Linked DNA regions of Homo sapiens: region 2 is linked to region 1. Evidence: chromatin loops called from intact Hi-C (ENCODE). Cell type or tissue: Calu3. All regions are shown on one strand.

The links. A loop is a pair of places that touch in the nucleus more often than their neighbours do. Peaks named below come from ENCODE experiments on the same cell type or tissue, not always from the same donor. Only the 100,000 strongest peaks of a DNase experiment are listed, where the experiment ranks them.
Region 2: a loop joins it to region 1, with 7 times the contacts of the local background. A loop is called at or near these places in 16 of 110 quality-filtered maps.

Annotation. Positions count from the first base shown.
Region 1 is chr13:47,591,236-47,599,235 of GRCh38, reverse strand. No RefSeq gene overlaps it. Among named protein-coding and RNA genes, the nearest start is that of LINC00562, 340 kb to the left of the region's middle. In Calu3, no CTCF peak of the experiment used is centred here; a DNase peak (open chromatin) is centred at 4,215.
Region 2 is chr13:46,828,270-46,836,269 of GRCh38, reverse strand. It overlaps HTR2A (5-hydroxytryptamine receptor 2A), which reads left to right. Exons shown (of 4, transcript NM_000621.5): 4 at 631-4,724. The coding sequence ends at 1,433. Among named protein-coding and RNA genes, the nearest start is that of HTR2A-AS1, 20 kb to the left of the region's middle. In Calu3, CTCF peaks have their summits at 4,290 and 4,492 (motif pointing left); a DNase peak (open chromatin) is centred at 4,509.

The DNA.
Region 1 (8,000 bases):
GTAGGTGCTAACACTTCCAAACAGCCAGATCTCACTATTGCAATGACAGCACCAAGGAGGGTAGTGCTAAACCATTAGAAACTGCACCCATGATCTACTCAGCTACCCCTAGGTCCTACCTCTAACATCAGATATTAAATTTGACATGAGATTTGTGCGGGAACACAGATCCAAACCATATCAGTGCGCGAGTGCATGTATGTTTGTGTGTAAGAGTATGTGTATTTAGTAAATTAATGAATAAATAACTTTTGCATTGCCTACTAGTTTATTATACTATGAACTCCTTGAAAGCCAGGAGTGCCTTTTTCAATATTTGGCAGTTCACTGCCTTAATATGTAGAAATACTTATTAAACATATACTTGGTGCTTAAAGATGTACCAAGGGTAGGAGGGAAGTAATCCGAAACTAAGTTTTTCTGTTATCTTTAAGAACACTCAAGTTAAAAAGTACCTACCTTTTGGCATTGTTATCAAAGGATATCTGAAAGACCAGAATCCAACAAATAACTTGCCAAGATTCCAGTGCTTGCAGTACACAGATAAGATAAACAGCAAACATTGTTTTACTCCTTGATTATCTTACATACCATATCAGCACCTAGGGCAATAGATTTTCATTAATTAAATGGCAGAATTAGATTAAAGACACTTAGCAAAGTTTTCTGAAGTTTTCTCAAAGCTTTAATTAATGTTATATATTTTCCCTTTTATACACCAGAGGGCGTTAATCACAAGTTCACCTTTGTGCATATTGGCCATATGATTCCCAGACTCTTTAACCAAAATTTCTAATTGTGGAGAAGAGAAACCTGGGCTAAACAAATGCAATTTATGGACAGAAGGTAAAAATGAGTTTGACAAAAACTGAGGAATAATAGCAGAAAAAAGTAAAATGCTAAAATTAATAAGAATTTGCACTGCATGGAGAAAAGGATCAAACACTATGCTTTCCAGGCAGAGGTCAGGAAACAGGCAATAACACTGGGTAGGTTTGCAGAAACTAAGAATGGTCTTTCCCTGAAGTAAGACATATGGCAGGGATAACTGGAAGTGTCTCACTGATGATGTAATATATGTCCACAAAATGTCATCTGAAAGTAAAACTAAAAGATAATCAAACTAAAAACCACTTACCAGTCTTGAACTTATCTCTTTTCATGAAAGTGGGTTGAAAAAAGAGAAGGTTGTTGTAATTCTATGTTTTTTCAAAGTGGAGTTCCCAGCCTCCTGAGACTAAAACATGTATTCTTAGACCCCTGAGAGTTCTTTATAAAATTTTTCAGATAATATATTTTCATTTGGAATCCAAACTCACGCCATCCCTCCTCTTCAACAAATGAATATTCTAGATTATTTATATGTCTGCATTATTTTTATGGAAATATGGTAGAATATTTCCACTTGATTTCAGTGCCCGAGTTTGCTATGTGTTCGTGAGAAAAATAGGCAGATTGTATATGAATATGAATGTTAATGCCAAGTGACAGCTGAATGATGCCACGGTGTGCTAGAGTAGAAGTTTGAGTAGATAAAAGTGAAGGGATAACTAAGTTGTCAAACAGCAAATGGCAATGTGACTCAATATTTTTAAAATATTAAACAATTGTTTTCGTCTATACAGTTTTTAGCAGACAGGCTAGAAGAGCCCTATCATCCTTCAACTTTCCTGTGCATCTTGATTCCTATACAGACTGTGTAGGGAATGATAAATCTTAACATATATTTGGGGAACCCAAGAGTAGAGGATATCTGGACTTGGCTTCTAGGGTTAGAGAGTCCTCTGGAGGTGGCAAAACCCACATGGATTATGGCTATTGAGTATGTCTGGGAAGATGGAATGATTGACCGTGTGATGCACATTTCTGTGCCTCAGCTAGGCGTAGACATGAGAAGAGAGCACTGGGAAACTGAAGGAGTGCAATGGATAGAAATGAGGGAATTCTTCATGGTAACTAGCATATGTTGACAATGGGTTTCTCCACAAGCACTGGTGTGGGTGGAGGATTTGAAGATCAGACTGTGACCTTCTCTGTTCCACCACCCTTTCTCCTACTATACATCCCTCTCCCAACTCAATACACTTTGGTACCATCTAAGAACAACAGAACTTAAGTGCAGTCATGGAGAGAAGCAAGACAAACCCTCAACTGACTGAGATTAAGTTTCAACTGTCATGGCAGATGACAGCTAAAAAGAGAAATTAAATTGAGAAACTGAAGTAATGAAGAAAATGATTTTCAGGTACACCTGAGATTATGAACACAGGGGCATGCCCCTACAATATTTATTATAGGCATACCAACTCAAATGAACCTGCACAATAACAAATCAATCCCTGTTCTTGTTGTAAGCAGTGATTTAATTTTAGCAAATCAAGATTATGTGTCACATTAAATTAATGTTAATTGGAATTCTATTGGCTTTGCAGTTTTTATATTGGTTTTTTATAGTTATTTAAGAGTTACAAGAGTTATATCAAATTTTATGTTTGTACATGTTGAGTAGCATAAGATCAGTAATTTATGTCAACATGACAGTAGTCCACTAGGATATTTTTTCTTTAAAAGGAGTTTAGGCCGGGTGCAGTGGCTCACACCTGTAATCCCAGCACTTTGGGAGGCCGAGGTGGGCAGATCACTTGAGGTCAGGAGTTTGAGACCAGCTGGGCCAACATATGGTGAAACCCCATCTCTACTAAAAAAAAAAATACAAAAATTAGCTGGACGTGGTGGCATGCACCTGTAGTCCCAGTTGTGTCTGGAATTGGTTCCTTCCAGTGAGTTCTTGGTCTTGCTGACTTCAAGAATGAAGCCGCAGACCCTTGCAGTGAGTGTTACAGCTCTTAAAGATGGTGTGTCTGGAGTTTTTTCCTTCAGATGTTCAGATGTGTCCAGAGTTTCTTCCTTCTGGTGAGTTTGTGGTCTCACTGACTTCAGGAGTGAAGCCACAGACCTTCATGGTGAATGTTACAGCTCTTGAAGGTGGTGTGGACCCAAAGAGTGAGCAGCAGCAAGATTTATTGTGAAGAGCGAAAGAACAAAGCTTCCACAGCGTGGAAGGGGGGACCTGAGCAAGTTGTGCTGCTGGCTTGGGTGGCCAGCTTTTATTCCCTTATTTGGCCCCACCCATGTCCTGCTGATTGGTCCATTTTACAGAGTGCTGATTGGTGCATTTACAAACCTTTAGCTAGACACAGAGTGCTGACTGGTGCATTTTTACAGAGTGCTGATTGGTGAGTTTACAAACCTTTAGCTAGGCACAGCGCTGATTGGTGTGTTTACAATCCTTTAGCTAGACGGAAAAGTTCTCCAAGTCCCCACCCAACCTAGAAGCCCAGCTGTCTTCACCCCTCACCCGCTACTTGGGAAGCTGAGGCAGAAGAATCTCTTGAACCCGGGAGGTGAATGTTACAGTGAACCAAGATTGTGCCACTGCACTCAGCCTGGGCGACAGAGTAAGACTCCATCTCTCAAACAAAACAAAACAAAACATAAAAGGATTCTAGACTTTTTAAAATCTGAGAAGCACTTTTGTAAAGACAAAGTTGTAAACTTCAAGAAATCTGGGAACATGAAATTAAGAAGTATTTACCATTGTTTTTAAATCTTTGATAAAAAGACTGACCACCATTAACTCTGCAAAAACAATTACAGTTAATTACAGAAACCATTTTTGGATAAAAAAGTCATCCATTTATTTTAATCAGCATTTAGTAAGTATACATTGAACACTTACTTGGTATCAAACCTTGCGCTAGGAGCTATACGTATACAAAGATAAATAAAATATGGCTTCTCTATTCCAACTCCAACTATAGGGAAATGTAGATGGCACAGTAGTAGTCCACTAGGATATTTTTTCTTTAAAAGGAGTACAGCTAAGTGAATAACATAATATTGCACTTGGGATTTGAACAATATTGCATGGGAAGAGAGTGATTAGTGTTCCTTTTGTATAAGGGAGTGTGGTATGTTGCAAAAACTGGTTACAAATTTATCCCCTTCCTGTGTCCATGCCCTTGTAATTTCCCATGCAGACATGGAATCTATTTCTGTACCCCTTGAATTTGGGCTGGCCTTGTGACTTGTTTTGGCCAATGGAATGGATCAGAAGTGACAGTGTACCAGTTCTGAGTTTAGGCCTAAAGAGCTATTATGTACTTCCTCTCTTGTTGTGGGAACCCTGCTGCCACCATGTGAGCAAGCCTGGGATAGCTTGCTGGAGGATGAGAGACCATGTGGAGCAGAGGCCAGGTCTCCTGGCTAAGAATCTCCAACACTAGCCTGTCAGTAGCTAAGCACAGACACACAAAAAATCCCAGCTGAGACTGCAGGAAACAGAAGAGCTGCCTAGTTGAGCTCAGCTTAAATTTCTAACCCATCAAATATGAGTTAAATAAATGGTTGCTGTTTTAAACCACTACATTTTGGAGTGATTTTTGCAAAAAATGCTAACTGAGACAGCAAATCAGGGAACACTTTCACCAATGAGGTAACACTTGACTAGATATTGAAGGAAGTGGTTTCCATAGACAGAAAAGAAGGGAGAGGAAAGGATGTTACAGGCAAAGGAGGAAGCATGAACAAAAGCATAGAGGGCAGAACCTCCTGTTCATGGTGTGCTGGAACAGCCAGTGCTATAGTTTGGGGCATGAGGAGTTTAGATTAAAACAAAATACATATGGCTGAGGACAAAACCCTGAGGTTCCCCTGTAGTGAAGGCATGGGATGAGAGTCTTTATAAGAGGTGATTTAAAACACACAAAAAACAATCTGTCGAAAATGTTAGAGAAGCAGAAGAGGGAGGCTTGTGAAAGGATAGCTTTGCAGTGAGAGTCGTCAACAGTGCTGAATTAGGTCAATCAAGGCGAGAACTAGAAAAAGTTTATTGGATTTGGCAGTGCTGAGGAAGATACTAGTGACCTCTGAAGGGTAGTTTTGGTGGAATGGTACAGGCCAAGAGGCAAATTGTCTTATAGAAAACAAAACAAAGACAAAAAGTGGTTAAAACAGCTCTAGTTTATTATCACATCATCAGGCTCAAATAAGGATTTCCAGTGTGTGCCGATTTTCCGGTTTTTAAATGCAGGGTAATCTTACGTTCTGTCCTAGCTAAGTGCAATTCATGATTTCTTCTTTCATGCTGATCATGCAAATCTTTTTTTCTTTATAATGAGGATGTATTGCCTGTGAGCTATGGGAAAAAAAGTTTATTTCTTACCTATTTCTTCATATTCCTATTATGTATCTCTCAGCAATTTCAAATGCCCAGGATCATTACAGTCTCTAGGCTTTATCATCAGTGCCTACATAACACATCTTTGAGCTTGTGTGTTATGATTTCAATGATTGTGTCCTCTCCAAAACTCATGTTGAAACTTAATTCCCAATGCAACAAAAAGAGATGTGGCCTTTGCAAGGTCATTAAGTCATGAGGGCTCTGCCTACATAAATGGAATGAGCACCCTTATAAAAGCGTTCAAGGTTGAAGGAAGTGTTCTCTTGGTCTTCTGCCTTCCATCATGTGAGGATACAGTAATAAGGCACCATCTTGGAAACAGTGTTCACCAGACACTAGACCTGCTGGAACCTTGATTTTGGACTTCACAGCCTCCAGAATTGTAAGATACACATTTCTATTCTTCATAAACTACACAGAGTATTTTGTTATAGCAGGCCAAACAAATTTATACCAAGAAACTGGGTAATGGGTGGATGCTGGAAGATTGTAGCGGTGGAGGCTAGAAAAAGCCTACATTGCCATGGTAATTCTGGTGAGAGCTCAGAAGATGAGGAGAGCTGTAAACAGAGCCTGAATCTTCTTAAGATGATCTGAGTGGTTATGATCAGAATGCTGGTAGAAAGATGGAAAGTAAAGATCATTCTAATGAGATTTTAGATGGAAATGAGGAATATCTTATTGAAAACTGGAAGAAAGGCCATCCTTGTTATGAAGTGGCAAAGAATTTGGCTGCATTATGTCCATGTCCTAATGCTCTGTAGAAGGCAGAACTTAAGAGCAATAAACTAGGATATTTGGCAGAAGAAATCTCTAAGCAAAGTGTTCAGGGTGCCACATGGCTTTTCTCAGCTGCTTATAGTGAAATTTGAAAAGAGAGAAAATAATGAAAGACAGAAGTTATAGTCAAAAGAGAAGCAGAATTTAAAGAGTTGAAAAATTCTTAGCCTGGCCATATAAAGAATGACAAACTGAGTTTGGGAGAGAATACCAAGGGTGTGACAAAGCTACACTTGAAAAGAAGATTAGTATAAATAGGTGGAAGTCAGGTGCTAGTCATTAAGACAATGGAAGAATGACTCCAGAGGCATTTTGGAGTTGTTCTAGGCTGCCACTCCCATTACAGGCCCAGAGTGCAGAATGATTTCAAGAGAGGGACCTCAGAGCTCACTGCTCAGGGCCTTCTCAAGTTTCTGCTCCCTGAATTTCAAAGCAGCATTCCTTAGTGTCACTAGCTGTGCCTCAAATGCGCCTCAGTGGGGCTTGGGTCCCTGCTTCAGAAGATACAGGCCATAAACCTTGATGGTGTTTGTAAGGTGCTAACTCTGCAGGTGTACAGAGTGCATTAGCTGAGGGAGCATGACTACCTGCACCTAGATTTCAAAGGTGCCTCAGAGAACCTTGAGGCCCACGCTTTGGACCTGCTGCAGGAGTGGGGCTACCACAGAGAGCTCCAATTAGGGCAGTGCCCAGCAGAGCCCTAGGGTCAGGGCCACTGCAGAGAGCCCCAACTTAGGGCAATGCCTAGTGGAGCCACTGGAGCAGGGCCATCCCTGAGACCCCAGGCCTGAAAAGCCACCTGTGTGCAATGCCAGCTTGGGAGAGCTGTAGGCCTCTGACTCAAACCTGTTAGAGTTGCAGTGTGGGCTGTGTCCAGAAAAGCCATTGGGCAGGGTACCCTGGACTCTTGGGAATGCAACTCCTGCCCCAGTATGTCTGAAAAGTGGGACATGGAGTCAAAGAAGATTATTCTCAAGCTTTAAGATTTAATGTTATTTTCCCTGTTGGGTTTTGGACCTCCTTGAGACCTGTTACCCCTTTATGCTTGCCTAGTTTTCTCTTGTGGAATGGGAATGCCTATCGTATGTTTGTGCCACGATTATATTTTGGAAGTGCATACTTGCTTGATTTCACAAACAAGCTGATTTTACAGCTGGAGAGATATTTGCCTTAGGTTGCATTGTGCCTTGAGTCTCACCCATATCAGATTTAGATGATATTTAGATGAGACTTTGGACTCAAACTTGAAAGTTGATACTGGAATGAGTTAAGAATATTTCGAGCTATTGGGATGGAATGAATGTATTTTGTATGTGAGAAGAACATGAATTTTAGGAGACCAGGGGCAGAAAGCCATGGTTTGGATGATAGTATTCTCTCCAAAATTCAAATAGAAACTTAATCTCCAATACAACAGTATTAAGAGGTGTGGCCTTTGGGAGGTGATTATGTTGTGAGGGCACCACCCTTGATATAGTTTCAATGTATGTCTCCACCCAAATCTTTTTTTTTTTTTTTATTATACTTCAAGTTCTAGGGTACATGTGCACAATGTGCAGGTTTGTTACATATGTATGCACGTGCCATGTTGGTGTGCTACACCCATTAACTCGTCATTTACATTAGGTATTTCTCCTAATGTTATCCCTGCCCCCTTCCCCCACCCCATGACAGGCCCTGGTGTGTGATGTTCTCCACCCTGTGTTCAAGTGTTCTGATTGTTCAATTCCCACCTATGAGTGAGAACATGTGGTGTTTGGTTTTCTGTCCTTGTGATAGTTTGCTCAGAATGATGTTTTCCAGCTTCATCCATGTCCCTATGAAGGACATGAACTCATCCTTTTTTATGGCTGCATAGTATTCCATAGTGTATATGTGCCACATTTTCTTAATCCAGTCTATCATTGATGGACAATTGGGTTGGTTCCAGGTCTTTGCTATTGTGAATAGTGCCACAATAAACATACGTGTGTCTTTA
Region 2 (8,000 bases), 760 kb after region 1:
AGAGAAAATAAACTATATTTAAAATTTTATAGTTATTTTTATATATAAGCCATGCTTGTGACATATTATTAGATTTTTTAAAAAAGATACAGAACTATTTGTGAAAAAGAACCTCAATTCTGTTTTAAAATGTGTGCACATGGTAAGTGTGTGAATGTATCTAAAATGAACAGCATCAAAAAAAGAAACAAATCTATATTCTAGATTTTCATAGACAAAAATAAATAAATATATAAATAAATAAAATGAACAGCATCAGTTGTTAATTGTGGCTATCTCTAGATGGTGACGTTATTGGACAATTTTTAGTTTATTTGCCTCTCTGTGTGTTTCTTCAATTAATAAGTATAATATTATAATCAGAAAAATGTGGCATAAAAAATAAAGCTAGATTTATTATACTTCTTTATAAGGGTTAGCTATATAGGGCAATATAACATACAAGTAACTACATAATATATACTTACAAAACACATATGTAAGTCCAAAGGAATTTTAAATTCTCAAAGTATGTTAAGCTTTTAAACGATGATATAAAATCTTTTCAATAGCCAATATTATGTGATGATGCTCTTGCCTTCATATACTTAATTCCTTAATAATCATGTTTCATTTTCTGTTCAACTCCAGGTATATCCATGCCAATACCAGTCTTTGGGCTACAGGACGATTCGAAGGTCTTTAAGGAGGGGAGTTGCTTACTCGCCGATGATAACTTTGTCCTGATCGGCTCTTTTGTGTCATTTTTCATTCCCTTAACCATCATGGTGATCACCTACTTTCTAACTATCAAGTCACTCCAGAAAGAAGCTACTTTGTGTGTAAGTGATCTTGGCACACGGGCCAAATTAGCTTCTTTCAGCTTCCTCCCTCAGAGTTCTTTGTCTTCAGAAAAGCTCTTCCAGCGGTCGATCCATAGGGAGCCAGGGTCCTACACAGGCAGGAGGACTATGCAGTCCATCAGCAATGAGCAAAAGGCATGCAAGGTGCTGGGCATCGTCTTCTTCCTGTTTGTGGTGATGTGGTGCCCTTTCTTCATCACAAACATCATGGCCGTCATCTGCAAAGAGTCCTGCAATGAGGATGTCATTGGGGCCCTGCTCAATGTGTTTGTTTGGATCGGTTATCTCTCTTCAGCAGTCAACCCACTAGTCTACACACTGTTCAACAAGACCTATAGGTCAGCCTTTTCACGGTATATTCAGTGTCAGTACAAGGAAAACAAAAAACCATTGCAGTTAATTTTAGTGAACACAATACCGGCTTTGGCCTACAAGTCTAGCCAACTTCAAATGGGACAAAAAAAGAATTCAAAGCAAGATGCCAAGACAACAGATAATGACTGCTCAATGGTTGCTCTAGGAAAGCAGCATTCTGAAGAGGCTTCTAAAGACAATAGCGACGGAGTGAATGAAAAGGTGAGCTGTGTGTGATAGGCTAGTTGCCGTGGCAACTGTGGAAGGCACACTGAGCAAGTTTTCACCTATCTGGAAAAAAAAAAATATGAGATTGGAAAAAATTAGACAAGTCTAGTGGAACCAACGATCATATCTGTATGCCTCATTTTATTCTGTCAATGAAAAGCGGGGTTCAATGCTACAAAATGTGTGCTTGGAAAATGTTCTGACAGCATTTCAGCTGTGAGCTTTCTGATACTTATTTATAACATTGTAAATGATATGTCTTTAAAATGATTCACTTTTATTGTATAATTATGAAGCCCTAAGTAAATCTAAATTAACTTCTATTTTCAAGTGGAAACCTTGCTGCTATGCTGTTCATTGATGACATGGGATTGAGTTGGTTACCTATTGCTGTAAATAAAAATAGCTATAAATAGTGAAAATTTTATTGAATATAATGGCCTCTTAAAAATTATCTTTAAAACTTACTATGGTATATATTTTGAAAGGAGAAAAAAAAAGCCACTAAGGTCAGTGTTATAAAATCTGTATTGCTAAGATAATTAAATGAAATACTTGACAACATTTTTCATTCCTGCTTTTTCATAGATACCATTTTGAAATATTCACAAGGTTGCTGGCATTTGCTGCATTTCAAGTTAATTCTCAGAAGTGAAAAAGACTTCAAATGTTATTCAATAACTATTGCTGCTTTCTCTTCTACTTCTTGTGCTTTACTCTGAATTTCCAGTGTGGTCTTGTTTAATATTTGTTCCTCTAGGTAAACTAGCAAAAGGATGATTTAACATTACCAAATGCCTTTCTAGCAATTGCTTCTCTAAAACAGCACTATCGAGGTATTTGGTAACTTGCTGTGAAATGACTGCATCATGCATGCACTCTTTTGAGCAGTAAATGTATATTGATGTAACTGTGTCAGGATTGAGGATGAACTCAGGTTTCCGGCTACTGACAGTGGTAGAGTCCTAGGACATCTCTGTAAAAAGCAGGTGACTTTCCTATGACACTCATCAGGTAAACTGATGCTTTCAGATCCATCGGTTTATACTATTTATTAAAACCATTCTGCTTGGTTCCACAATCATCTATTGAGTGTACATTTATGTGTGAAGCAAATTTCTAGATATGAGAAATATAAAAATAATTAAAACAAAATCCTTGCCTTCAAACGAAATGGCTCGGCCAGGCACGGAGGCTCGTGCATGTAATCCTAGCACTTTGGGAGGCTGAGATGGGAGGATCACTTGAGGCCAAGAGTTTGAGACCAACCTGGGTAACAAAGTGAGACCTCCCTGTCTCTACAAAAAAAATCAAAAAATTATCTGATCCTTGTGGCACACAACTGTGGTCCCAGCTACAGGGGAGGCTGAGACGCAAGGATCACTTGAGCCCAGAAGCTCAAGGCTGCAGTGAGCCAAGTTCACACCACTGCCATTTCCTCCTGGGCAACAGAGTGAGACCCTATCACAAAAAAAAAGAAAGAAAAAAAGAAAATGACTAAACTGAAATGGTCTTAGTCAAAAAATATATACAGACTTATTTTTAGAATCATTTCAACTTATTTCCTTCTTACCTGGTTCAGAAACAAGTTTGTTTCAACTGTGAGAGTAGTTTTAAAAATAAGTTTTCCTGATTGGTTACCAATAAACACCAAACAAATAAAGGAGGGGGAAAATATCACTTGAGGCTTAACATTGCAATTAATTTAGAAATACGCACCTCAATCTCAAGCCAGTTTATAACTACCATAGTTTTGAGCAAAATTTTTCTTCTATTTCTCCAAAAACTCACTCATTTCAGTATTACTCATTGACACTGGGCTCCCTAATAGAAAAGCAGATATTATAATATTTCATTGAAATGGTTACTAAAGAGAAAAAGAGATTAACAACAGTTAATCCACCTTGATATTATAACACTCAAGGTTAAATTGCATGTTGTTATTAGAATCAATGTTATATATATGATTACAATGCTGAAGCATTTCTATTGAATGAGAAATAGTGTTTGCCCTAAACCTTTGGGAAAAAAATACAGATTTGAAAACTAAAGAATGTGGGAAGTGTCATTGTGTAATTTGGAAATGCATAAAATTCTCATTATGTCCTCATAGATATGTTGAAAGATGGTTCACTGTTTCAAAGATAGAATGTATAATATGCTGCTAGTACCAAGGCTGCATTTGAACTGAACTACTCCTTATGATATACCATACTAACTGATGAAAATATAAATGTTAAAATGTCTCCACTCTAATGTATTTTGCCTTCACTTGTAACTCTGCACATTTCATTATATATTAGGGAAAAGATTACAGATTCTACCCCCATATACTCAATCTTGATCAGAATGTACATTAATGTTGCCTGATAGATGTCTTTTGACTACCTATATATTACAAATGTGTATGTGTTTTTTTCTTCCATAAGTATCTATTCAAGTGTATACTGTATAGGCAAATGTGTAGCTGTATATATGTACAGACATGTTCTCATGCACTTTATTCAATATTTATATATTTATATGGACGAAAAGCAAGTCAATGAAAACACTCAGTATATACACATGTGTGCATGTTTGTATCATGTTTATTTAAATGTGAATTCATGTTCTAATATTTCTATGACCTTCCATTGCTGCAAAGCAGATTAAAGTGTAACAAAAATATCAGCTCTTTAAATAAACTGGAAATTAATCTAATTTTGTGGAAGAACTTTAAGACAAGTCTATGAGGATGGCGAAAACAATGGTCCACATATATAGTTTCTTGATCCTAAATAAAATGGTACCTTTGGGCCCTTTGTTTAGTCTGGCAATTTTCTGACTACTATGGCTTTTTAAACAGACTCACACCTAAGTGAAACACAGTTGTCAAATGATTTATGGATCTGTGATTAAAGGATTCACTTTTAATGAATACTATTAAAACGGAGTAACAAACCTTGCTCTACTTTAAGTTGAATGATAGATTCCTCTATATTCAAAAAAAAGCAATTAACTGCCATAATTAGGGAAAACTGTTTAAAGCATACTGCATTTACTTGGCCACAGCGCCATCTCATGGTAATTTTTTAAAGTGCTACCGTAGCCAAATTGAACTAAGTCACTGTACTGCTTTCAGCAAAGGGTGCTCCTCCCATTTGTGCATCAATGAGACATATTTATAAAGTGCTAAATTATTCTGTGCCATATGTAACAAATACAGTGAAGATTATTTTATGAACTTATTTTAATCAAGGCGATGCTAAAAGTTTTCAAGAAAGGATAAATAACTGTAAATAAAGTAGACTCAAAAATGAATGAATTTTGTGTGAGTCCATAGCTGTGTCTACTAAACGGAATTACCCCAAATCTTCCAGGTCATCAGACTCAGAACTCCAGGTATCATCCTGATATTCGAGAGCAAAAAAGCCTGTGCTTCTGGAAGTCAGCCATGTCACAGAGCTAGGATCCATCCAGTTGGATTAGCTTTATCGCCATGATCCAGTTTCTAGTTATCTGCAGTAGAAATATGCTCCATGTTTGATCACTATGTCTGGTTCCACGAAGCCTAAGAACATAGAGAACAACTTCAGTGCCCTAAGAGATGTGCACAGGTGCGTGTGGTGTACACCAGGACATGCACACAGGTGTGCACACGCACAGATGCATTAACATATGCACACACACTCTCTCTCTTTCACAGGAGATCATTTCAGGAATTAAAGTAAACCAAGGAGGCATGGTGTCATTTAACAGTTACCCTCATTCATCATTTCATCTTTAACTGCAGGGAAAGTATATTGAGTGCCTACTGTGTGCCAAGCATTAAGCTGGTTGCTTTCCTTGCTTCACCAAATGGAATTTTCACAACAATCTGACAAGGTAGAATTATTTTTCTTTTTTACAGATGAAGAAACAGAGATTCAGAGTAGTTAGTAACATATTTAAAGTCACACTGCTGGCAAGAAAATTGGCAAGTTTAAGCCTGGGTCATCTGACTCCAAAGCATAAAATATTTTCCCAACCTCATGCAGTGCAGGGGAAAGATCACCTGTCAAAACCACAATAGGAGAGTTCCCATGTTGGCTTCTCCATTCACTGCTTATGTGAGTTGGAACCAGTCTCTTAACAACTCTGGGCCTTGATTTCACTGTCTGTAAAATGGAGCTGCTGGTACCCATCCTGGCTAACTGACAGAGTAATTTAGATAAGATCATGCCTATGGCTGTGCTTGATAACTTGTAAAACACCATGTAAATGTAATCAGTGTGTTAGTAAAAAGGAACAACTCCAAAGCCTCTGTAAATTATTAGCCATCAGAGCAAATTCTAGCCAAAACTGTGGGATAGGCAATATTATAATTCAGCAGCTTCTGCTACTCTCTTGGTGTTTCTCTTTTTCAAAAAATTTACTTCTGCTTTGTCCCCACCTTAATGCAGATCTCCCTTCTTTGGTGCTCTCTCTTATGACTTACATAAAAACTTTCCATCCCATATGCCATTCCCTTGGGTGTCAACTCTCTGGAAGACTACTACTAAGTAACTGAAGCTGATATGCCATTGTGTATCATTGACATCTCTTCAGCAGCCCACCATGATGAAAACCCAAAAGGCAGAAATCAAAGGAAAAATGTTAGGCATCAAGGAGACAAGTGAGAAGAAAATTTGGGGACAAGAAATGTTTTCTTGGTATCCCTGAAATGACCAACAACAACAACAAAAAAACAAGTATCTTCAAACACTTCATAACTTATATAAAGTTTTATAACTTAATATTGAATTTAATCCACAATAATAATGATGATTTTGAAAGAAACATTCAAGACTTTGAAGATTTCATTCTAAACTAAGAACATTAATGATGCATTTGTCCCAGCAAATATGCAATGAGACAAGACTTCTTTGTGAATTTCTGATTATTTTGGCATGCGGCTTGCTAAAACAAAATTTTTAAAAATTTTTTCCTTAATGGTTTACACACCAGTCTTAACTCTTTCTTTTTTTTTTTTTTTCTTTTGAGGTGGAGTCCTGCTGTATCACCCAGGCTGGAGTGCAATGGTGTGATCTCAGCTCACTGTGACCTCCGCCTCCCAGGGTTCAAGCAATTCTCCTGCCTCAGCCTCCTTAGTAGCAGGGATTACAGGTGCGCACCACCACGCCTGGCTAATTTTTTGTATTTTTAGTAGAGGTGGGGTTTCACCATGTTGGTCAGGCTGGTCTTGAACTCCTGACCTTGTGATCCCCTCGCCTCGGCCTCCCAAAGTGCTGGGATTACAGGCGTGAGCCACCATGCCCGGCCCAACTCTGACCTTCTTTTTTGATATTAACACCAGTATGTCCATCTGAGCCAGCGTTTTATGGGAAGTCTTCATACCCAATTGGAACCTTTTTTCATGTGGCCCAGTCACAGCAGAAGACAGACAGGAAACCGAGGTCCAGCCTGCTGCTGTTGTCTGACCTTGGACGAATCTGAGTTTTTCCTCCTTGAAGCATATAATAAGGGACTTAGGGTCAATTATCTCAGCAAGGAGTCTCTTCTATGTCTATGCTTATCTGAACACTAGAGAGTCCAGACAAGGCCTTGTTGAACCAAGGCACTGCTTCAGGTGCCAAGGATAATCTGGAATGCAGAACCCTCATGTTTTCTTAAATTCTCTAGATGGATTTCAAATAAATGACAACTTTATCTTTTATATGGGATGAGATAAATCAAATTGCTAAGTATCTAAGAAGTTTCTAAGATATGAGCCCAGGAGGCAAATATCAACATAAATGTTTGTACATTGGCATTTTCCTCACAGTTGGGCTCTCTTCTGCAGTTTCATAGCTACTACAATATTTTGGATTGGCCTTTTTAATAACCCTCAGGCTTCCTGAAGAACAAGTGCTCCTACTATTTGAGTTCAATTTCCCTGAAGGGTTAAAATTAAAAAGCCCAGATAGATTTAGAATTCATGGCGCAGAGAAGATCTCTTTTTTAAAAGCTAGATTTACATTGACAGTATGCCAAGGTCACTTAAGTTTTCATTTATAATTGAGATTATGAGACCTTAAAAAAGTATTTATTCTGTCTTCTAGAAAAACAGCACAATTTGTACTTCCTGTCCTACACTTATTTCAGATATTGAAAAGTAATATGCCATTATTCAGATAATCTTGTCTTAGTTAGGGTGACCCTAAGAGCAGAGTTAAGACTCAGGTGCAGGTTATTTATGCAGGAGATGCTCTGAGGGAGCCAACAGCATTAGAGAGGGAAGAAGTAAAAGTTTATTTAACTGTGTGTTCAGTGTGTGACATAAGCAAAAACTATACTCAAATTGGGTTGAGCAACTAGTGCTGCAAACTCATTTATTCTCTTAATAGGTTTGCTAGTGAGGGTCTGCTATGTGTATGTTTTATGTAAGACCACTAAGTGTGGGAAGTCTAGGGATGGAATTACTCTTTTAAAAAACTTGAATAAGATACTGGGTGGGGAGATTATTCTACCTCTTTACAAAATGTTTGTTTATTTCATTGAGCCTACCAACTTTGTCACAAATTAGCCTAAGTAATATAGGATAACTTAACACGCCTACCCAGAGATGCCATGCTGCAT